2 separate regions of the Homo sapiens genome follow, and region 1 is linked to region 2. The links are chromatin loops, found by intact Hi-C in ENCODE. Cell type or tissue: ovary. All regions are shown on one strand. Each heading gives the region's core, and the rest is flanking DNA. Links, peaks and the distances in the headings are about the cores only.

The links. Peaks named below come from ENCODE experiments on the same cell type or tissue, not always from the same donor. Only the 100,000 strongest peaks of a DNase experiment are listed, where the experiment ranks them.
Region 1: it touches region 2 in a loop (2.0-fold over the local background); 6 of 110 quality-filtered maps call a loop at or near these places.

What each region holds. Positions count from the first base shown.
Region 1 is chr11:64,380,230-64,391,943 of GRCh38, forward strand. LOC124902688 (a long non-coding RNA gene) reads left to right here and starts at 6,878. Exons shown (of 2, transcript XR_007062718.1): 1 at 6,878-7,136; 2 at 9,897-10,084. In ovary, for the core only: no CTCF peak of the experiment used is centred there; no DNase peak of the experiment used is centred there.
Region 2 is chr11:64,649,165-64,660,878 of GRCh38, forward strand. It overlaps NRXN2 (neurexin 2), which reads right to left. Exons shown (of 23, transcript NM_015080.4): 10 at 11,589-11,714; 11 at 11,168-11,371; 12 at 4,532-4,558; 13 at 2,871-2,990; 14 at 2,091-2,472; 15 at 1,284-1,474. Among named protein-coding and RNA genes, the nearest start is that of NRXN2-AS1, 11 kb to the left of the region's middle. RefSeq lists enhancers at 2,559-3,058, 4,401-4,901, 5,863-6,022, 7,513-8,014, 8,015-8,514 and 2 more. In ovary, for the core only: CTCF peaks have their summits at 440 (motif pointing left) and 4,103 (motif pointing left); DNase peaks (open chromatin) are centred at 3,874 and 4,107.

The DNA of each region.
Region 1 (11,714 bases), core at 1,562-9,561, 270 kb before region 2:
TGTGAGCGTGTGTGTGTATGTGGGTGTGAGTGTGTGAGCGTGAGTGTGAGAGTGTGTGTGAGTGTGTCGCTCTCTGAGGGAAGCACACAGCGCCGTGGTAGAAGCTCTGAAGTAAACACTTCGTTCTTCAGTTGATTCCCCTCCACGGGGACCCTGTTGCCTACTGGGACTGTATTGTAGCCGGGGGATGCGGGATTCAGACCCGGCCAGGAAGGCCTGACTCTCCGCACTGGGTGGGGCCGGCCTGGAGGCTGCAGAGGGGAGCCGCGGGCAGGCACGGGGCGGCCGCTGGCCGTGAAGTGATGTGCTGGTTGACGCTGTGGGCATGTAGGGGCTGTCAGGGGAGCGGTGACAGAACCAGGGCCAGGCGGGAACTGGAATCTCCAGGGATCTTGCTTTGCCTGTGAGTGGGGAAAGAAGGGCTGTGGGGAGAAGCACCGCAGGACTAGGCTGGGGGGACTGGAGCCCGGAGGTAACCCTGAGGCTGGCTTGTGACTTCATCTCCAGGGCAGACGCAGCCTGGGATGTGTGTGGGGAGTCCCTGGCCTGCTTGGAAAGGGAAGCCCTTCCTCCCCAAAGCTGAGCCTTCCCAGAAGGGGTGCTCCGGCTCTGCTGTGGGGAAGACTCTGCCCTCCGCAGCTGCCCTCAGATGTCACTGGGGGAGGGTATCCCTAATAACTGTTGTGTAAAGTGTAAGAAGCTCAGGGCACTGACTCAGGTGTGCAAGAAAAATCACTTTTTTTTTTTTTTTTGAGATGGAGTCTTACTCTGTTGCCTAGGCTGGAGTGCAGTGGCACAATCTCAGCTCACTGTAACCTCCGCCTCCTGGGTTCAAGTGATCCTCCTGCCTCAGCCTCTCAAGTAGCTGGAATTACAAGTGTGCACCACCACACCCAGCTAATTTTTGTATTTTTAGTAGAGACGAGCTTTCACTATGTTGGCCAGGCTGGTCTCAAACTCCTGACCTCAAGTGATCTGCCCGCTTCGGCCTCCCAAAGTGCTGGGATTGCAGGTGTAAGCCACCGCCTCCCACCACTTGTTTTTAACCACTCAGCAGTGTTTCTGACATCAAGACCTTGGCTGAACTGGCAGAGAAAAAGTAGCTTCCAATTTTCCTGGTGAACTTCCTACCCTGCTCAGGGTCCTGTCACAGCGGCAGAGACCTCTGAGGGACCAGAGCAGCAAGTAGGGGCCAGGAGGGCCCCCATCATGGGTGCACACAGGAACTTCTGACACGTCCACACTCCAGTCCTTAAAGCCCACAAGATCCTTCCATGGCGCGCTCAGGGCAGGAGACCCTGGGTGAGCCACTAGTGGGCCCCCTTTTGAGAGGCCCCAGCACGGTTCCTCCCTGGGGCCTAGGCTTTCTCTTGGCAGGCTGCTGTGAGTAGAGGCAGGAATCTCTGCTCTCAGGATGCCCAAGGCTGGCTCTCCTTTTTTCTCCAAGACAAAGGATTTTGGAGGACAAAAGTTAAGAAGACCCATCGGTGTTTTTTGTTTGTTTGTTTAGTTTTTTTGTTTTTTTTTTTTGTTTGTTTTTTACTGTGTCTCACTCTGTTGCCAGGCTGGAGTGCAGTGGCATGATCTCGGCTTACTGTGACCTCTGCCTCCCGGGTTCAAGCGATTCCCCTGCCTCAGCCTCCCGAATAGCTGGGACTACAGGTGCACACCACCATGTCGGGCTAACTTTTTGTATTTTAGTAGAGACGAGGTTTCACCATGTTGGCCAGGATGGTCTCTATCTCCTGACCTCGTGATCCGCTCGCCTCGGTCTCCCAAAGTGCTGGGATGACAGGCATGAGCCACCGTGCCCGGCACCCACAGGTGTTTTTACCTAACACCTGCCTCGCCTAAGGCAAGTACTGCCTGTTTGAATGGGCCGTGGTTTAAGGAAAAGGGGGAAATAGAGAAAAAAGAAAAAAAAAAACAGATGAAGAGCTCAAAGAACGATCAGGCATGTACGCATGCATGAACATTATTAATGTGGGAGTGGTTGTAGATTCCTCCCCATTCATCCTGCTTCCTTCTCCAGAGATAAGGATTTTTACTGGAGAGGGGACTGGTCTTTGTCTCAGGGCAGAGAGGCGTGGTAGGTCCCTCCTGCTGCAGCCCAGTGGGGCAAAGGGAACCAGGGGCTCTTGGACCCAGGCTCTAGGGACTTGGCCCGAGGCTCCCAGGCTTACCCTGGGAGCATTACCATCCCAGGGAGATGGGGGTGAAGGAGAGTGTGGGGATATTCTGGAAGTGATGTACATCACTGCTGACCGTGTCATTGGCCAGACTTGTCACCTACCCTCCTCACCTCCCTCCCCCGATGCAGAGGAGGTGGAGAAAGGGATGGATGTTGGCAGACCGTCCCTTCTTCTCCTTCCCGTGATCATCACATCAAATCACCATCATGTCTTCTCTGGACACCACGATTCCCTACGAACGATGTCCCAGCATCTCCCACCCCTCCTCCATACGGTCCTCCATATAGAAGCCAGGGGAGTTAAAACAATGAGAGCAACACATATCTAATCTTTCAACTTCTGTAGGATAAAGCCCACGCCTCTTTCCATGACTCATGCAGCCTGGCCCCTGTTACCTTTCCAGTCCCCTTTCTCACCATCTCCTGCCATGGGCTCTGCTCTGGCCAAATCAAACCTCTTCCAGGTCCTCAAATGCATTGTGCTCATCCTTTGCACTTGCTGTTCCCTCTGTGGGGCACGCTTTCCCCTTCTCTTGGCCAGGCTGATGCCATGTCATCCGTCAATGCTCGGATGGCTTTATTTCTCAGAGCAGCCCCTCCTGACCCCTCCACTAGCCTACAAGCCCCGACTCTTTGTGCCGTCAGTAGGCAGCAGTTCCCACCGAAGCAGCCGTCCCTGTGTGTTGCTGTCATTGTCTTTTCTTTTTTTGGAGACAAGGTCTCGCTCTGACGCCCAGGCGGGAGTGCAGTGGCATGATCTCAGCTCATGGCAACCTCCGCCTCCCAGGTTCAAGCGATTCTTCTGCCTCAGTCTCCCAGGTAGCTGGGACTACAGGTGTCCACCACCACGCCCAGCTAATTTTTGTGTTTTTAGTAGAGATGGGGTTTCACCATGTTGGCCAGGCTGGTCTCGAACTCCTAACCTCAGGTGATCCACCCACCTCGGGCTCCCAAAGTGCTGGGATTACAGGCATAAGCTACCACACCTGGCCTGTTGTCATTGTTTAATTATCAGTCTCTCTGCCTGGGATATGAGCATGGCGGGGAGGGACGAGACTGTCCTCATCATTCACCATTGTATCCTTGGTGCCACATCATCCCTGGCACATAGTAGGTACTCTGGCGATGTTTGTTGAGTGAACAAGTGAATATACTTGTAGATTCAGCCATTCCCTAGCAACCCCAGTTAAGCCCCCTGCCTGGGGTCAACCCAGACCATCACTGCTCTCCTCTCCCCATCTAGGTGCTCAGGGTGGGCTGGCCAGGTGTGCAGGGCCCCTTTCTCAGGCTGCCCTGCACATCCCGTGTTTCTCTGGATGCTGCATGTGTCACAACAGCTCTGCCACCTGCAGGCTGTGTGGCCTTGGGCAAGGCACACTCCCTCTCTGAGCCATGGCTTCTTTATTGACTCTTAGATTCAGTTCTGCAGAACCCTGGTGCTCTGAGGAGGTCTCCATGAGCAGGGTAAGGGGAGGCTGGATGGCTGGATAGTCCCTCCGCTTCAACCAGAGTGGCTTTGCTTTGATGTGTTTCTTATGCTGGGGTCAAATATAAGATTCTGTTTGGAAAGGGCTCTGCTGAAAATAGTAGTGACTATATCTCTAAGCTAGAAGATGAAGCGGGTCTCAAAGCTTAGCTTCAGGAGTTTCCCTGAAGGAGTGTGAAACCCATCTCCATCAATTCCTAGCTAAGTGACCTTGGGCAAATTACCGACCCTCTCTGTGCCTTAGTAACCTTATCCACGAAATGAGGCAATAATGTTGGCCGCCTCGTGGCATTGCAAAGATAAGGTCAAGTAATGCATGCCAAGCACTTGGAACACCTCCTAGGCAGAGGGCAGGAGGGCCCCTGGGATGAGTGAGGCATGGAGGTTGTTGCCATTCAAGCCAGGCCGACTCAGGCTGGCTCCCACAGGACGGCGCGTAGGTGCAGGTGTGAAGTGGTCTTTCAGCACATTTTCATGGAAAGAAGCCTTTCCTTTCAGATTCCTGAAAACCTCAGAGCTAAGGACTTTTCAGCGGGAAAGTCAGGGAGGGCAGTTTCCATAAGTGCACCTCACACTGATGCTGGCGTCTGACAGCTTCCCCCATAACACTGGACCGAAGGTGGGCGGGGCGCGGGCCAGCTCTGTGGGTTTGCTCTGGGCGGTTTGAAGACAGCAGTCACCAGGCCAGGGCCTCTGTGACCCCTCCCTCCTGCCTGCTCCCTGCGGTGCCCCCACTCTTTCTGATTCTCCCTGGGGCCTGGGAGACAGTGGGACACCCTGGGATGCCTGAAACTGCAGGTTGAGAGGCAGCCAGGGAGTGGGGTCCTCTGGGAGGAGCCTCAGGCAGGTTTCTGGGCCCCCTGTAACCGGCTGAATCAGAATTTCAGGGAGTGCAGTCTGGGAATCTGCTTTTTAAAAAGCTTCCCAGGGTCATGTGCAGTGACTCATTCCTGTAATCCCAGTACTTTGGGAGGCTGAGGCAGGAGGATTGCTTGAGGCCAGGAGTTCAAAGTTACAGTGCACTATGATTGTACCACTGCACTTCAGCCTGGGTGGCAGAGCAAGACTCTGTCTCAAAAACAACCAAAAAGCAACCTTCCATGGTGTATATTCAAGCTATGGAGCCACAGATCTCATCTCATGAACCTCCTGAACTTTCCTAATGGGGAGACCGAGGCACAGAGGGGAAGGGACTTAGCCAGAGCCACAGGGCTGCCGACTGGCAAAACCAATTCCCGTGATGCCCAGCTGAGGCTTTCTCCCTCCCTGGGCCACACTTGCTGTAATGTGGAATTTTCCATAGGGACACAGATCCAATTTTATACTAGGAGCTCTCAGAAACCAGTATTCTCTGCCAGAATTCCCTGCCATCACCCACTTTAGTGGAAAGCTGGTATTCTACAGAGTAAGGGGTGTCTGCTATGTCCCCCACTCCCACCACACCATTCACAGGTCCTCAGAGCCTCTCTGTGTTATTTTTCCTGCCCAGCGGGGGTCAACAGGTATCTGGCAGGGCCTGCTCACCAACAGATGTCCCTGTAGACCTGTCATAAGGCAGGCTGCCGGGAGCACACTGGACACAGAGGGGAGGTGGGGAGAAGCTGCCTGGGAGCCAGTGAGACCAGGCAGGCACTGACTGCTTAGCGGGGGCAGGCGTTTCTCCACCGAGAGAGTTGCAGATGCCAAACAGACTCTGCAGCTCCGAGCTCTCCAATCTGCCTCAGCGGGGTCTTCCGTGCCCTGCATCTCCCCTGGCTGGGGCTTGGAAGCTCAGCCCGGAAGGTTCTTCTTGCCTGAGTGAGTCAAGTCCAGAGAAAGTGTCCGTGGTTGCCTGTGGAAAGAGGAAGCACTTTCTGGCTATTTCCTTTAATAACAACAAGAGTAGCGATGACGTTGAGCCCATTTATTGAGCCTCATGATGTGCCAGGCCCTGTGCCACACAGGTAGAAGGTCACACATAGGATCCCTGCTGCTGCTGTTGTTAATAGTCATGGCCAATGTTATTACTGAATCCTTCTCTGTACCAGGAGCCAGGCACCGGGCCCAGCACTGTCTATAATTTCCTTTCATGAACAGGTTCTACATTATCATCATCTGCAATTGTTTCCATGTTGTGGATGAAGAAAATGAGGCTTGGAGAGAGAAAGTAAATTGTCCAAGGTCACACAAAGGCATCCACAGGCATTGGCCCTAGAGCCTGGGCCTCCCTACTTGAGAACTAAGCCCTTAACCACAGTGGTTGAGCGGTTATGCTGCCTCTCAAGGTTATCTCCTGCCTAAGAGATATTTCTTTCTAGCAGATGTGTGGTGGTTCGCTTTCCTCTGCAATCCGTTTTAGCTCTCTTTGCCCCAAGGATCTGGTTCTCGCTCCGACTCTGCAGAGCCTAGAGCTCCATAGACGCCAGCCCCGGGCTCTCTTTGCTGGAGGTGGCATGGCAGCTCCATTTGCTGTCTTTGTGAAATAAATCATGTCAGTCATGTGACAGCGCACTGTCCCTCATCATAGCCTAGCTTTCCATTCTGATCCACAACTTGGTACCTCAATGTGAAGACTGTGGTCTGGAATGACAAGATTCCAGAATACAGCCATGAGTCACTTAGCCATGGGGACACGTTCTGAGAAATGCATTGTTAGGTGATTTCATCACTGTGTGAACATCAGAGTGCACTTACACAAACCTGGATGGGTAGCCCGCAACACAGCTAGGCTAGATGGTACAGCTGATTGCTCCCACACCACAAGCCTGTATGGCAGGAAGTGCTGAGTAGCAGAGGCAATTGGAATAGAATGGTATTTGCGTATCTAAATGTATCTAATCATAGAAAAGGTGGCACATTGCACTATGATGATATGATGGCTATGAATGACATCACTAGATGAGAAAAATTTTTCAGCTCCCTTATAATCTTTTATTTTTGTTATTTTTCTTTTCTTTCTTTCTTTCTTTCTTTCCCTCCCTCCCTCCCTCCCTCCCTCCCTCCCTCCCTCCCTCCCTTCCTTCCTTCCTTCCTTCCTTCCTTCCTTTCTTTCAAAAAATAAAAGCATACAGACAACCTCTTGCTATGTTGCCCAGGCTGTAGTCAAACTCCTCGCTTCAAGCAATCCTCCTGCTTTGGCCTCCCAAGTCCCAACCATGTTAGCCAGGCTGGTATCGAACTCCTGGCCTGAAGTGATCTGGCCACCTCAGCTTCCCAAAGTGCCAGGACTATAGGTGTGAGCCACCACACCCAGCCTCCATTATAATCCTATAGGACCACCATGGAATATATGGTCCCACACTGTCCAAAACATCATCATGCAGCCCATGAAATTAAACTGTTTCAAGGAGAAAAGCAAAGAACACAAATGAAAGATGGGTGAGGAGGAATCAATTGTGTGAACACTCAAGAGATGAAGACGCTGAGGTCCCAGTAGACCACCGGCTGTCAGCAGCGGAATATGATAGCAGATTTGTTAAGGTAAGCACCACAAAACAGTGCTGCATCCCAGGTGTAGAATGGGCTGAGAACATCTGACACTTTGCCTCCTCTTTTTTGATGTCATAATCACTGTTGTATTATTCTCCACAAGCATCCAGGAGGGAGATTAGTTTGGGCCCCTATCCTCTTAGTTTTATTAGCTCTGTAGAAAGTATGGCTGGCCAGGTGCAGTGGCTTATGCCTGTAATCCTGGCATTTTGGGAGGCCAAGGTGGGCGGATCGCTTGAGGCCAGGTGTTCCATACCAGCCTGGTTAACATGTGTAATCCTGTCTCTACCAAAAATACAAAAATTAGCCAGGCATAGTGGTGCATGCCTGTAATCCCAGCTACTCTGGAGGCTGAGGCAGGAGAATCACTTGAACTTGGGAGGTGGAGGTTGCAATGAGCCGAGATCGTGCCACTGCACTCCAGCCTGGGCGGAAGAGCGAGACTCTGTCTCAAAAAAAAAAAAAAAAAAAAAAAAAGTATGGCCAAGGCTGGTATTTTCTATACTCCTGTCTTCCTTAGCTTCCTTAGCAACACAAAAGCTATAGTGTTGGGTGTCAATGGGCTTTTTATAATATCACATTTCCTAGCCTTTCAGAAATAGGCCTATAAGATGTAAGCAAAGGTTATTGAGTATGGTTTCTGGGAAAGCTCTCCAAAGGAGGCTAAGCTGAGAGGCATGTCCTTTTGCCTTGCCCCTTCCTACTCTCTGCTGCCTGAAATGTGGATGTGATGTCTGGAGCTGCAGTAGCCATTTTGGGATCATGAGGTAGCCCCAAGGATGGGAGCCTCATGTTAATGATGGCAGAGAGCAAGATAGAATGAGCCTGGGTCACTGATGGCTGTGGACCTGCTGTATCAACCCTGGGCTGGCTAACTCTAGACTTCTTTTCACATGAGAGCAAAATTTAACCTCTCCCTTATTATAGCCACTGTTATTTTGATTCTCTGTAGCTTGTAGCCAGGTGCAATTCTTAACCGATAGCAAAGCTTTTGAGCACACCTGATGCCTCACTTCCCATCTCTATTCATGAATAAAGGGAAGTTTGACATGGATATAGCAGGGTGTCCCTGAGGCATCTGTACTGGGAACAGAGCCTGCTTTTTGTGGGCCTGGGGGCCTTGTGTTGGCTTGGTCCTGTTTGCAGGAACGGGCATGCCCGCTGGTTTTATCTCTCAGAACTGGAGGAGGAGAATGAAGTCGTTTGGTGCAGAGGTGCCCTGGGAGGGGAAGGGGCAGCAAGAATGGTGGAGGTGGATGCTGCGAAGTGACGGCTGGGCTGGGGCCTGGGGATCTGTTTCTGGGAGTGGTAGCAAACTTCTGGGCTCAGGCAGTGTCCCTTCTGGCCTGGGTGACAAAGAACAGTGCAGCTATGGGACAGCACAAAGTCGTGTGTTTCTGCCCCAACCCTAGCCTAACCTTGACTCTCTAGGACTGGCAGCCTGGGAACACTGGAGGCCAGCAGAAGCAGGGGATGCAGAGAGGATGGGGCCAGGTGGAAGCCAGGTGTGGGCTTGGACCTGAGCATGTGGGAGACACTCAACATGCCCTGGAATCCCCAGGGGTGGCAGGTGCTGAGGTGGGCTGTGCTCTGTGGGTGTGCAGCCGGGCACTAAGAATCTTGGTAATTTAGCTGGAGAGCTTGTTTGTGCCCCGGGTAGCCGAGCTGGACATGCAGGTTGCAGAGGGAGTTGGAAGCTGATGGACTTAATGAACATCGTAAATCCCACGGCACTCCCGCATCGTGCCTCCCTGTTGCCTGGTGGAGACTTACCTCTTCAGAAAGCTGGTTTCAGCAATCGCTCCATAAACATCCTTGAAGTTCATGGCCCTCTTTGCTGTCTCGGAGCTCACGCTGCACTTTCTCAGTCTGTTCCATGTTTGCTGATTGAATCAGCAATTCAGCCATTTGGATTAAAAGGCATACACAATTTTTTTTTTTTGAAAGCAAAAACATCTTCTGTTGAAGCAGCTCTGCCTGACCTACCATTTGCCAAAGGAGATGTTCTCAGAAACGTGTTGTTGCCAATGCTCAGAATAAAGATCTGAAAGCCTGTAGCAAGGATCAGAAGCCTCATGGCCAACATCTCTGCATTTATAAAGCATGATTTCTCCTGTGAGTTTGGTGAGGAGATATTTTAACCCTCATTTTGCAGATGGAGAAGGTACGGGGAGGTCTTGCATGTGATGATGAGGCCAGTCATTGGTGGAGACTCCAGGTGTCTTTTTATGTCATCTCACCATCCCTTAGACTGTTAGCTTCAAGGGAAGATGGGCTCATTATTAGCCCAAATATTGACTTACATAGAATAAAAGTGGTAGCTGATATTTGAGCATGGACTCTGAGCCTGGCCCAGGACCAAGTGGCTTTGATCTGTGATTTTGTGTAGTGTGTGTAGCTTACCCAGCTCCTGTTCCTCCCACTTGTGCTTTCTGGTCCCTCCAAGCTTGCTCTAGGTCAGTTGCTGGAATGCACGGGATGCTGGGATAGATGCTCACCCATTTCTGCTGGTCACAGATGAGGAAGCACCTAGCCCTAATGGCAGCTGGCAGCCAGCCTGTCACCCCAAGGACACCATACCTCAGGGTCCAGCTGAGGCTATGGATGACAGAGGAGAGAGGGAAGAGGTCAAGTCCTGAGGACACAGCTGAGCTGCTGGATCGAACCAACCCTGAAGTCCACCCTACTGCTGAACTGTCCTTTAGCCAGGCTGCATCTCCATTTATCATTTTATTTCTTGGCACCTTCCAGAGCCAAGAGAGAGAATCTTCATGTCCAAGGGTCAGCATGCAGCTCATAGAGGGGCCGGAAATCACAGCTGTGTCTGTGCTACTTCTTCCCATCTTCAGGTGCCATGAGTGAATCAGGAAAAGATATTGGTACTGTATTAGTCTGTTCTCATACTGTTAATAAAGACATACCTGAGACTCTGTAATTTACAAAGGAAAAAGGTTTAATTGACTCACAGTTCCCAGAGCTGGGGAGGCCTCAGGAAACTTACAATAATGAGAGAAGGGAAAGCAAACACGTCCTTCTTCACAGGGCAGCAGGAGAGAGAAGAATGAGCAAAGATGGAAAGCCCCTTATAGAACCATCAAATCTCATGAGAACTCACTCACTATTATGAGAATAGCATGGGGGTAACCACCACCATGATTCAATTACCTCCCACCAGGTCCCTCCCACTACATGTGGGGATTATGGAAACTACAATTCAAGATGAGATTTGGGTGGGGACACAGCCAAAACATATCAGGGACTAAGGATACCAAGTCACGGGAGTCATCAGCTCAGTTCAATGGTGTGTCAATTAACAAAGTGTTCTGCAGTAAGAAATCACCCCATCTGGGTGATATGTGTAACTGGCAGAGGAAGTTGGCTCAGTGATGGGGAGCTTCTAAAGAAGCCTGGCCTGGCTGTGGTGTGGGATGTGGACACTGGCCCAACAGAGGGGCCTGTGGCTCCAGCAGAGGGGACATGCAGGTAGCCGATGGCCCAGAGCAGGGCTGTACTCCTTCCACCACACACCACCATTCTTCAGGTGCGGTGACAAGGCAGGGGAAGCTGCTGGGATCTCTTGGGACTTCCAAGGGGCTGAGGTTGTTCATTTACCAGACTTCAGTGGTTACTACAGAGGGCTGTCCTGTGGCCCACAGGGGGCAGGGCAAGAATGAGAGTGGACTTGGGGCCGGGTGTGGTGGCTCACACCTGTAATCCCAACATTTAGGGAGGCCGAGGCAGGTGGATGAATTGAGGTCAGGAGTTCGAGAGCAGCCTGGCCAACATGGTGAAACCCCATCTCTACTAAAAAAATACAAAGATTTAGTGGTGGCCCGCGCCTGTAGTCCCAGCTACTTGGGAGGCTGAGGCAGGAAAACCACATGAGCCCAGTGGGTGGAGGTTGCGGTGAGCTGCGATTGCACCACTGCACTCCAGCCTGGGGGGCAGAGCAAGACTCTGTCTCAAAAAAAAAAAAAAAAAAAAAAAAAAAGAAAAGAAAAGAAAACAAAAAGAGAGTGGACTTGGCCCAGAGGTGGGTGACGGTCAGTAGCCACCTGTGGAGCCTGGGGCTCTGTGCCACGGTGGCCTCTCTGGAGATAAGGTGGCGGGTGCCAAAGGGAGGGACCCTCAGGGAGGAGGCAGTGACTTGGCCAGTTCACACTCCAAGTCTGTATTTTGGCTCAGCTGGCCCAGAAGTTCCTTGGCACCCCTTTCCCCAGAGGGAGACGTGTGCAATGTGTGCAGAGCCCCGCAAGGGGAGGACAGGTTGGCTCCCCACTGCCCCCAGCAGAGGGTGGGAGTGAGACTTAAGAGATGGGACCTCAGTTTCTCAGTGGCAGGTAGTGGGGTGCTGCCCACAGCAGCATTTGCAAGCTATGTTCCTTGGAGCTCAAGGAGGTTGGAAGTTTATGATAGATGCTCAGCAAAAATGTTGTCATCAGCCGTGTACTGTGCTGCCTCTTGGAAAGTCATCAAGGGCCTCAGCGCATTAAATGCTCTGAGGAGTCCTGCATTGTTATATGTGTTTAATTCAAGGCTCCCCATGGCACACCCAGCAATGCCTGTGGA
Region 2 (11,714 bases), core at 338-8,337:
GAGGAACCTGCTCTGTGCTCTCTCCCACACATTTGATTCCAGTTCCGGCCCGTAATCAGGGCCTTTCATAGATGCGCAGCCCAATCCCGTCCACCCCCATTCCCTCCCTCCCAAAGTTTCCCATTCCCAGAACTCCTTCAAGCCTTTCCCAACTCTTGGGCTCTCTCCTAGGGAGTTCAAAGCCCAGCTCCCTTCCCCCAACAACTAGGGCTTGGCCTTGGGACTCTGGGAAGTTCTCCTCCGCAACACCTGATCCCCTGCCACAGAGCCTAACTCCCTGGAATCCCTGGAAGCCCTAGCCAGCCCACAGCCGAGCTTCAGTCAAGACACTGGTCAGTCTGCTGCCCTGGCCACGGGCTCAGTACAACACAAGACCCGCCAAGATAACCCCCGGGGTTTGGGGCCACTTTGGATTCTCTGTGACACATCGCCCCCTTCTGAGAACAAGGGGAATTCACAGCACTATGTCAAGAGATCTGACAGATCTCAGATCTGAGGGAGTGGGGCAGTTAATTCCATGGTCTCTGAGGACCCTCCCCAAGCTCTGACAGTATGAGGCAGGCTGATGCCCAGGGGTTCCTATGGGGCTGAGGGCTGCTTTGGGCATGTGCAAGAAAGTAGATCACATTGCCCTCAGTAGGCTCTGGAGAAGCTGCATCTTTCCTGTCCCAATGCTCAGGCCTTAGCTCACCCTCCTCCTCCCTGATCTCTCAGTCACCCATTCTGGGGGCAGGCAATGACTGCTTCAATGACCACTGAAGAGGCCCTGGGGAATGTGGCACCCTGATGTGACCCTGAGCACACCAGGGAAGCCTAGGTCCAAAATGTCCCCAAGCTAGCCCAGCCGATGCCCAAGACAGGTGACTCGGGGACTCTAGCTCCTGCTACGTCCTCTGCCCCATAGCGTCTACCTCACCCAGGAGGATGCTAAGCTCCCTATTCTCACTCCAGCCCTCAACCAACATAGGCTTCTCAACCTTGGAGGCCCAGGAGGTCCTTGGAGGGCCTGGGTTACCTACTCCTAGCTCTGGAATGAGGCCACCAAGCACCCTGTGAGACGCATCCTGCAACCAGGCTTTCAGTGGTGACATGCAGACTCACAAGAGAGCCAAGCAGAACTTGGACAGGAAGATGTCAGGCTGGACATAGTGGAGACAGGGAAAGAGAGGTGGAAACTGGGGGCAGGGAACCGAGGGAAGCAGCGTCGCAGGAATGGGGTGATCTCGCTGGGGTGAGGGGTATCTGGGCTAGGGCCAGGCCTTCTCCAGAGGCCCCAGCCCCACCTTTGAGATCGAGGTTTCGGGCGCCATTGGAGTGCTGCGTGACAGTGCGGGAGTCAATCTTGAGCGTGTGCACGTTGCCTGGGTCCCTGGACACCACCACGTTGTGCCACTGGTTGTCATTGACTGGTTTGTCTGAGTTCCCCTTCATCAAGGACGGGCCATTCCCCAGGTCAAACACGTAGTGGATGTACCTGCCCCACAGTAGGGAGGAGACACTGGGTCAGGGCGGGGGTGATGCTGGGAAGGTGGGGTGAGGAGGAGCTATGGCTGGCAGGGGTCCTAGGTGCCATGGGAAGAGGGATTGAAAGGGAGACCCCAGAGGAGAGCGACCAAAACCAATGGCAAGAGGGCTATGGTGTGAGGTCCTGTCACGGGGAGAATGTAAGGAAGGAGGGCCACCAAGGAGCCGGCTCTTGTGACACAACCTCAGAAGAGGAGCTAGAGGGGAGAGGTTTGTGGGTCAGCAGGGTCCTCTGGAGGCAGGGACTGGGCTGCTCTGGAGTGGGGTCCCCTAAGGCAACGGAGGGGCAAGACTGACTTCTGCCTGTAGAGAAGGTGACAGTGGACAGAGAACAGATATAACAGGGAACTCTGGCAAGGAAGCAGCTGGGGAGTCAGCAGTGGAAGAGGGTGTGCTTCTCCATCTTGGCTGAAGAGGGAGCCTCTCGACTTACGGTCGGGGACCTGAATCTTGACTTGTGATCTGGGGGGATTGGACACCTCGGCCAGTAGCCAGGAGAGCTGTATGTGGTTCAGCAGGGGGAGGGGGCCACCTCCTTGACAGCAGTGCAATCCCCAGCCCCTCACCCCTTGACCAGCTCGATGACAATGAAGTCATTGCCGTTGCCCGAGTTGAACAGAAGAAGCCCATCAGGGGCCGTGGTCTTGAACTGGAAGAAGAGGTGCATGGAAGCATAGGCTTGGAGCGTGGCGAGTGCCAGGTAGCTGCTGCGACTCTTGAAGGTGACGGGATCGGCCACGATGGCACGCAGGCCAAAGCGAGCATTGAGCTCACAGTAGGTGATGTCACCATCCTTGCACTGGTCCATGTAGGGCTGGCCATTGAACACGAGCCCACTCAGATGCCCGATGAAGTTGGAGGGCACCACGGAGATAAACCGCCGCTCCGTCATGATGCCCGTCTCAATGTTGTGGAACTCCAGCCGCATATGGGCTCCTGCCATCTGTCCTGCTCAGGACAGGAGACCAAGATGAGGGGGATGGCTTTGGGGCAGGGCTGGGGCTTGGGTTCCCAGGAGCCTCCCCTCCACAGGAGGGCCACCCATGAGTGACATCTTTAGAGATGTCCTCGGCTAGGCACTAGCAGCCAGCACAGCTCCAAGAGGAGTGGCAGGACTCGCCAGTCAAGAGCCAACAGGCTGCCAGGGGAATGCTGCCTACAGGGAGTTGAAATCGTTCCTGGGGTCCAGATGCCCATAACATTCCACCCCTGAAGGAGAAATGGCAGAGGCAGCTTGCCAGAACACTGCCCTAGGAATGGCAGCCCAGGCAGTAGTCACCAAGTAGAACAGGGCCAAGCATAGGTCACTGGAGATGTGTCCACCTCCCTGGGCCCAGACCACCTACCCTCCACAGTCACGTTGTCCACAGACAGCTGCAGGCTCTTGCCACGCCGGACCACCCTCACCGTGTGCCACTCATTGTCATTGAGCTTGTGCCCCGCAAACAGCGTTTCGGGGCCTTTACCTGCGGCACCAAGGGGGGAATGAGGAGGGCACCTATACATGCTCATAGGTGACTTCCTATATCACCTTGGATACACAGACAGCCTCCCCATCCCCGCACATGCCACACATGAACACATACATGACCAGTGGCTCATATTTGGCCACGCAACACACCCATGAATACAAGTACACACACTTATAGCCTCCCATCACACCTGGAGTCCATGCACACGCAGAGCTTTTATACCCCAGTCATACATCCACTCTCAGGACTGCCCTTTGTGTGACTTTAGGAGGTGCCATGCACATAGAATATTAAGTGAATGGTGCCTCTGGAGTTGTACCCTGAGGCCCTGCACACAGACACCCACACCTATGACCAACATACTCTTCCCCCAGATTCCTAAGGGCCTTCAGTGAGTGTGGCCAGAAGCTATATTCCCAGGGTGTAAACACAGACCTAAAACTTTCAAAACTTCACACAGTACCCAAATGTAAATGCGAGCCCACAGCTTCGGCCTCTGTTACACAGACACCAGCTCCTCCATCTACAATGGGACCCGATGGGACCTTTCTACATACACATGCCTGGTTAACGTCACACACCAAGTCACGCCACCACACGTACTGCCCATAAATATGCAGGATGGCCAGAGAGGGGAAGGTTCTGTTTCTTAGGAACTATGGCCATTTACTCAAGACCAGGATTATCAGCTTCCAGAGTCTAAAACAAAACATACTTATCTTTCAAATGCTGCTGGACTTTGCAGCACTCTCTGGTCATCCCTGCCCCCCCACCCCGAGGGCTCCAGCACGCACACAGCATGCCACACACACATGAAGAGCAGGGCGCCCAGCACACACAGTCTCTCTGCCTGGGCCTACCACGTGCATGTGCTCCCCCATGTGACCCCAAGCCACACCATGCAGAAACACCCTGAGACACAGCATTGAGCCCAGGCGCACTGGGATGTCTGGAGATGTCCACCTGCTCACTCTCCATCTCACCCCTGCTGAGAGCCCTCACTGTCACCATAGAAGGAGCCCCCATTTGGCAGAAACTCACCCCAGCTAACACAGGAGCTGAAGAGGGCTCCCTTCCCACCCTCATCCTCTTTCCTGCATCCCTCGCCTTCCCCCTTGTGGCCAATTCTGGAGATGCAGCAGCGTATTCCAGCCCCTCTCAGGCTCCTCCCTGCCAGTCCATAGGACCACAGGTGCTACCCAAGACTCTGCCCCAGCCCTTGATTTCTACCTCCTCCCCACCCTCCTGCTGACTTGGGTAAAGGGTGTCCTTGTCTCTCCCTTCCTAGACCCAGTGAACATCCTGACTGCAGGCCCTCCCCCAGCTCTCCTTGGCTCTGCTTCATTTGGTCCCTCCTGCCTTCCACAACCACCCAACCTCACCCTCCTGCCTGCACCCCTCCCCACACTCAAGGCCCAACCCCCATTCGAGCCAGCAATCACGGCTTCTCTTCCTCCCAGCCTCCCTCCCTAAATCCCAGCGTCCAGCATCCCAGTCCCCTTGGGTCTCTGCAGAAGAAGAGGGAAGCCACTTACTGGGTGCGCAGCCGACGCGCAGGCAGTCTGGGGGGGCCATGGGGCGGGCAGAGGGGAAGGGGAGACAAAAAGGTAAAACAAGTTTTTTTTTTTTTTACATCCTTCACAGGGAGGGGTGTCTGCGGGCGGGGTTCCCCCCAGGGCCACTTTCCGGGGACCACGCGTGCCCAGGTGCCCTCTTCCCTTCCTCAGTTGGACCCCTGTCCCTCCTGCCCCCAAGAGGGCTCCAACCCTCCCCAGAGCTGGAAGGCAGGGCAGTCAGATGATGGGAAGAGGGCTTGTGGCCCCCTTCTTAGAGGGTACCAGGCCTCTAGTGTCTGAGGGAGACGGGCACCTTGGGAATCCCAGTCGTACAGGGGATCAATGGGGGCCGAGGGCTTGACCAACCCCACATCTCCCCTGTCTCTGGGAGGGAGATGGGTGGGGAGAGCCAGAATCCCTGCATCCCCTGCTCTGGGACGACTCCCTCCTCAGAGCCCAGGTGTGACTTGTCACTCCCTGTTCCCCTCTGGGCTCTGAGCTAAATGGAGGGGTCTGCCCCAGGGCCCCCTTCCCGAGGCCATACACCTCCCAAAGCCCCAGTGGCTAGTACCACCCCTACAGGAACCTTCCTTCCACCCTTTCCAATCCTGGGAAATGCCAGGCTGCTACTGGGGATAGATCATGGGAGTCCTTCACCCTGAAGAGGACCTAGTATTAACCTGCTTTCCTAGTCAGAGGAGCCAAGGCCTCACAGATAGAGACAGTGCAGCCCCCAAAATATGATTTCTCTGAGAACACAAAGCAGTTGGGGACAAGCAGCCACCATAAGCAAAGTTTCCTGCCCCTGCCCCAGTCCGGTCCTGGCATTGCTATCCTCTGATTTCAGGACTGGGAAGGCCCCGTGTGGCTACACAGAGCCAGCAGCCCAGGGCCCTGAAGCCTCTGGCCATCCCTCTGGTTAGACACACCACCCAAAGGTGGGAGCCAGTCAGGTCTTGCAGAGGGAACAGTGGACCAGGGTCCTATGAAGTCCAGATTTAAGGCCTTTAGGATGTCTGCACCACTCCATCAAACGCCAAGCCTGACGCAGCCCAAGGGAGGGGACTGGCTGGAGCTGCAGAAATCCTTTACTGGGAAGCAAGGGAGCTGGGTCCTCATCTCCACCCTAACACTCACTAACTCACTGTGTGACCCTGGGCAAAGCACTTCTCTCCATGCCTCAGCTTCCCTCCATGTGAGCTGAGGGAATGGATAACAGTAGGATCCTGAGCAGGAAGTAGGCAGCAGGTAGACACTGGGTTGGCTTTGCCTTTCAGAGAGGGGCAGTCTCCCGGCCCTCGATTGACAGGCCCAATACCCTGGCCTCCTGTCGCTCCACCCCAAATAGGCTCTGCCTACCCCACAGCCCAGGAAGCAAAGGGGGTGGGCAGCTGCATCCCCTGGGCCCCTGAAGGTTCCTGCAGTGGAGGTAAACTGATGCCCCTGTGGCTTTGAGGGCCACGGCCCTTCGGCAGTACAGCTGAGCTCCACACGCGTTGTCAACCGCAGCAGAAGAGTGGAGGCGAGCAGCCAGGACCCTGGGCCACAGCCTGGCACCAAGGGAGGAGCAGAGGAGCAGAAAAAGGTCAAAAGGCAGACACAGAGGGAAGTGAGAAGTCTCAGTGAGAGGAATGAGGTAGAGAGAGTGCAGAGAGAAAAGAGGAAGAAAACGGAGCAGAGGAAGGAGCGGCTGCACAGAGGGGACAGGGGAGGCTGGACAGAAGAGGAAGGGGAGGACTGTTAGGGTGAGGGTAGAAGGGTGCCAGGCCCTGGAGTCAGGTCACGGGGGCTCTCTCGGGGCCAGCAGAGTCTTCACCAATGAAGGGTCCAAAAAAAGAAAAAAGGGGAGGCTGGATGGGCAAGCAGGTCCCCTACTGGGGAAAAGACCCAAAGAAGGAGCTTGATTCTTCTCCTTCCCCAGCAAGGGAGCACCAGGAATGGGGGGTCCATCTGTCCAGAGAAGAGGTGTCAGCTCCAGGCCCACCCCTGCAGAGACTCCACCCTCAGAAACACAGGCTCCAGTAGGGTTTGCAAGAGCAAACGACTTGAAGATGGGCACCCAGAGGGAAGCCAGCCCCATCCAGAAGAAAGCCAGAGACTGAGAGTGAGCAGGAGAAACCCAGCCTCTTCAACATACACATTCACCAAAGTTCAGGGGGCACTAACTAGTAACCTGTTAACTAGTGACCTGTGCCTCAAGTGCAGGGAATAGGCAGAAGTGAGTGGTCTTCGTGGCACAGACCCACGAAGGCCCTGGCTGGACAGAGAGAGCAGGGTCGTAGTATGAACACGTGTTGGGGAGGTAAGACAAAGCAGTCTGCATGGAAAGGAACTCAGGGGAAAGAACACTGGCTTCCCAGCCCTGCCTCACCTGGGTTCCTTCCCCGCCCAGGCCCTGTGGGTTGGAGACAGTGGGCCCAAGGCTCCCAGGCATCTGTCTCAGAAGTGACATCACAGAGTGGCAGCATGCACTCTGTCATAGCCCTCCTTCAGAGCTGGCTCCCAGCAGCCCCCCTGATAATTACTGATCAGCCTCAGGTGGAAAGGCAATGTACCCTCCCATGGCCCCAGGGATTAAAGGGCTTTGGGATACAATGTGTATTTAGCCTGATTTAAAACACAAACGGGAGTTAGATTTCTCCGTTTGATTCCAAGGGGCAGAACTAACGGGAATTTCACAATAAGTGGGAATTTCACAATAAGTGGGAATTTCAGAAGGGCAGGGTGACACTAAGAAAGAACCACTCAATGATCAGAATGGATCTTGGAGGTGGGAGGTAGAAGGCCTCCCACTGGTAGGGAGTGTATGGGTGATTCATGGGGTGGGGAGGGATGCTGAAGGAGGTAACCCCCTTGCAGCTCAGAGATTCTTTAATTACACCACACCCTTCAGGTCAGCTGCACTGACAGCTGGGACCCCAGGGGCACACCTAGTAGAGGACAGTGCCCAGCCTGGCCTGTCCTCTCCTCCCCTCCAGGGAGGGGCCCAGGCCATGCTGGGATAGGGCAAAGAATCCAGGGGACTCTACCATCCTCTAGGGACAGAGATCAACTCCCCAACTCAGGGGCTGCAGACAGCAGAGCTCAAGGAACTTGCTCAGTGTTTGCAAACATAGTGGGGGCTGGGAAGCTGCAGCAGGAGGCACGATAAGTTCCTTAGGATCCTCTGCCTGGAAAGAGGCAGCAGTGCCTTTTTGTCCCTCTCTTATCTAGCAAATATCCCATCTCTTGAGGCTAGCACTAAGCGATCCCACCTAGTGGTCACCCGCAGCCTCCGCTCCCTCTTCAGGCCCAGCCTGGGGCCTGTTTCAATCCACTGAGTGCCTGTGGAGCTGCAGAGCTGCCTCCTGGAGCAATAGCTTCCCTCTACAGGATAAGATCATGAGGCCAGAGACCAAGCCTCACCAGGCTTCTCTCTCTTCCCCAGTAGTGAGTCCAGCCCAGGCCTGGGGCCTTGGTGTTGCTGCCGGTCTGTGAGGCCCTGCAAGTCCTGGGGAGCAAGCAATGGGGGACAGGAATGGGGCTCTTGAAGTGATTCACGTGGGCCAGGAGGCTGAAGGAGGTGACGCCTTGTGGTTCAGAGATTCTTTACACTGCACTTTTCCCATCAGCTGCACTGACAGCTGGGACCCCATGGGCACACCTAGTAGAGGACAACTCCAGTCTGTCCATGCTATGTGGAAGTGGCCCCCAGGCCTGGCTCCAAACTCAAGTCTCTATTCCAATATGGTTTTGTTTTCCTTCAAGAAGGCTGGGTGGGTCTCTACTATGGGTCTTGCATCTACACAATGGTTTCAATGGTTTCATTCCCATTCTTCCATCTGAGCCTCAAAACCACCACAGACGTAGGCAGAGTGAAGATTCTTATCTCCATTTTAAAGATTAAAAAAAAGAGAGAGAGACTCAGAGATGGGAAATGACTTACCCAACAGTAAAAGATACCAAAGTTAGGCCCCAGGTCTTCTGGCCCGGAGCCCAGAACTCTTCCCATCCCAACCCAAGGCTTGGTGGCTGGGTAGGGGCCACCTGCGTGTCCACAGTGCCTACAGAGGAGGAATCTGTAGACGGATGCATTTGCACCAAGCCTTTGGTCACAGATTGTCAGGAGTCATGCTAGAGATGGCATCTCAGCACACACATGTCTACAGATGGGGGCAGGGGCACAGCCAGGAGTAAGAAATGGGTGGGAGGAGAGTCCTGTTATCTGTCAGTCTGGGAAGCCTATTCTTAACATGATGTGTCTTCCAAGAGGCCACCTTGTTATCTGACTTCTGAGCACTTATGTGGCACAGACAGAAAAGTGTGCCCATGGAGAGGAGAGGGTGGGTCCCAAGGGCCCACAGGATAGGTTTTCCTGACCAAGGACATTGTTTCCTGTCTAATCTTAAGAGACACAATCTTCTTCCCAGGGGCCTAGGACAGTCCAAATAAGCAAAATGCATCTGCCTTCCCTGCAGATCCAAGGCCCCAGATTTTTCCTGCTGTGTCCCCAGCAAGCACAGAGACATGTGTTTAGATGCAGACAACACACATATGCCCAGGCAAAGTAGGGGGGAACTCACACTGGATACACAAATCTGGGCAGACTTGGAAGTACAGAGCCACTTATGGGGTCCTTGGCTGGGGCTATCCTCTTGTGACAGTTTCAGGGATGCAAGGGAGCATTGTGCAGACTTGTGGAGCATTGACTAGAGTGTCTCCCAGCCTGCTTTCCCCTGCAGAGCTGCTGCACACCACCCGCTCTACAGGCTGTGATCGTGGTTAGAAACAGAGCTGAGGGGAACCCTTCAAACAACTCTGAGGCCCTGGCCACCTGCATATCTCCCCACCTCCAGTCCCCACCTCTCTCAGCAAATCTTTGTCCTAGGAATACAAAGGCCAGGTGGCCAAAAGGGGAAAAGGAAAGAACATAGTATAAATACATTTACAAGGCAATGGGTTCCCCAAAGGCCACAGTCTGTCCCACAAATGCCCCGGAGACCAATGTTAGGATGAGACTCCAGATGAGTATTTAAAAGTTCAAAGTTCAGCCAGGCACAGTGGCTCATGCCTGTAATCCCAGCACTTTGGGAGGCCGAGGCGGGTGGATCACGAGGCCAGGAGATCAAGACCAGCGTGGCCAAGATGGTGAAACCCCATCTCTACTAAAAATACAAAAATTAGCCAGGCGTGGTGGCGGGTGCCTGTAATCCCAGCTACTCGGGAGGCTGAGGCAGAGAATCACATGAACCCGGGAGGCAGAGGTTGCAGTGAGCCCAGATCACGCCACTGCACTCCCACCTGGGTGAAAGAGCGAGACTCCATCTCAAAAAACAAAAAAAATGGTCAAAGCTCTGTATTCTCTCCAGTCGAGGATTCTAACCTGCTCAGAAGAGCCCTGCTTCCCCTCTAGGTCCAGGATACAACAAGTGACCCTGATGACCTGCAAGCTTCCTATACGGCTGGTGCTACACCTTTATAAGCTTCTAGAGGCCAGTCTGAAATGGACAGATTTGACCTCAGCCTGAACAGCTTAGGACCTCTCATTCCCAGGGTTCCCCTGCTCTGAAAGCTCCAAAGGGGTGGGGACTGCTTATTCACTGCTGTAGCCCCTGGCTTGAACATACCTAGCATTTATATGGTGTCCCATAAATAGCTGAATGAGTGAACCTGCTGTTTTCTTTTTGCCCTGACTAGGAGAGCTGAAGCCCGTGAGAAGAACCTAACAGGCTCATGGTCTGGCCCTCATGGACACCCCGGGGACCACCAGGTGAAGTGGAGTCAAGGCCTGCTCTCAACCCTGGGCATGGGTGGAGACATGAGTCAGCATGAGTGGCCTGAGGGGGAGGGTCAGCAGCCCTGTCCGAGGCAATGGGAAAAGCACTGAATTTTAAGGCAAATGGCCCAGGTTGAGTCCTGGCTCCTCCCTCTGCCTTCACTAGTTTTGTAATGTTGAACAAGTCAATACATGAATTTCATAATCTATAAAACAGGGACAGTAATGCTTGTTTGGTGATCTAGTGTCTTCACAGGACAGCCATGAGGCTCAAATGTGAAAGCTCATGGCACTAGAAACGGGAAGATGGCACGTCTGTGTGTCCAGTGTACACACATGCACCTCCACACACCAACACACAGACTGCTGTTTAGACTGAGCAGAGCAGTGGGGGGCAGCTGCGTGCATGGACCAGGCCTTCCTCATCTCTGTATCTGCCACCACACTGAGCTCAGGCTTAGCACCCACTAGGCGTCAGCAAGTGCTTCTCAAATGAATGAACCAATGAATGAGCAAGTGGATGAGCCATTGACCAAAAATGAGCTGTGTCATCTGTGTGTGTGCAGGACAGATGCTACCAAGATCCACATGAGTCACCAGGGAGGACAGTTAGCATACCCCAGATACTCTGGGTCTTGCCCCTCACAGTGTCGTCGAGCATGGAATGTCGCCCTACACTGTGCGTCCTCACCAGGGACAGAGCTCTCAGGGTCTCTGACCCAGGCTGGCGCCTCCCCACCTCCAAACTCTGCTGAGGGCACCTCTTGCTGGTGCCACCACCAGCTTCTCCAGACAGAGGCAGGTGTGGGTCAGAGACAAGGCCAGGTGAGGGGTCAGGAAGCACAGGGCAGGGTGGTTACCGAGGTTGACAGTGAGCTTCATCTGCCCCCCATCCAGCTCCAGGCGTAGGGTGTCGGCAGACTCCCTGGAAGTGGTGGCCATCATGAGTCCGTAGGCCCGCTGGGACATGAAACGCAGGGACACATCCTCTGCCTCCGTGTGCATGGCGTTAGGCAGCATGATCTTCATGTACATGGAGCCATCGTAGCTCAGGACCGTGGCCTCTGCCCACAGGAGTTGGGGAAGAGGGAAGGAGAAGACAGGCAGAGGCCAGGGGAGGGAGAAGACCAGAGAATCATTACAAGGGCGAAAAGCCTAGGGCAGGTCTATGAGGGGTTCCCCTAGGAGGAGGTGGCACAGGGATGGAAAGTAGGAGTCACCCTGAGAAGGAGGAGCACAGGGATAGGGAGCAGGGACACCTAGGATGAAGACCAGCCTCACCTCTCTCACAGACCCGCCCAAGAAAGCCGGTCCCGATGCAGTCACAGATGAAGCGGTTCCAGCCTTCTCGACAGACGCCCCCATTGCGACAGGGGGCAGATGCACACTGCTTCAGCGTCTCCCGGG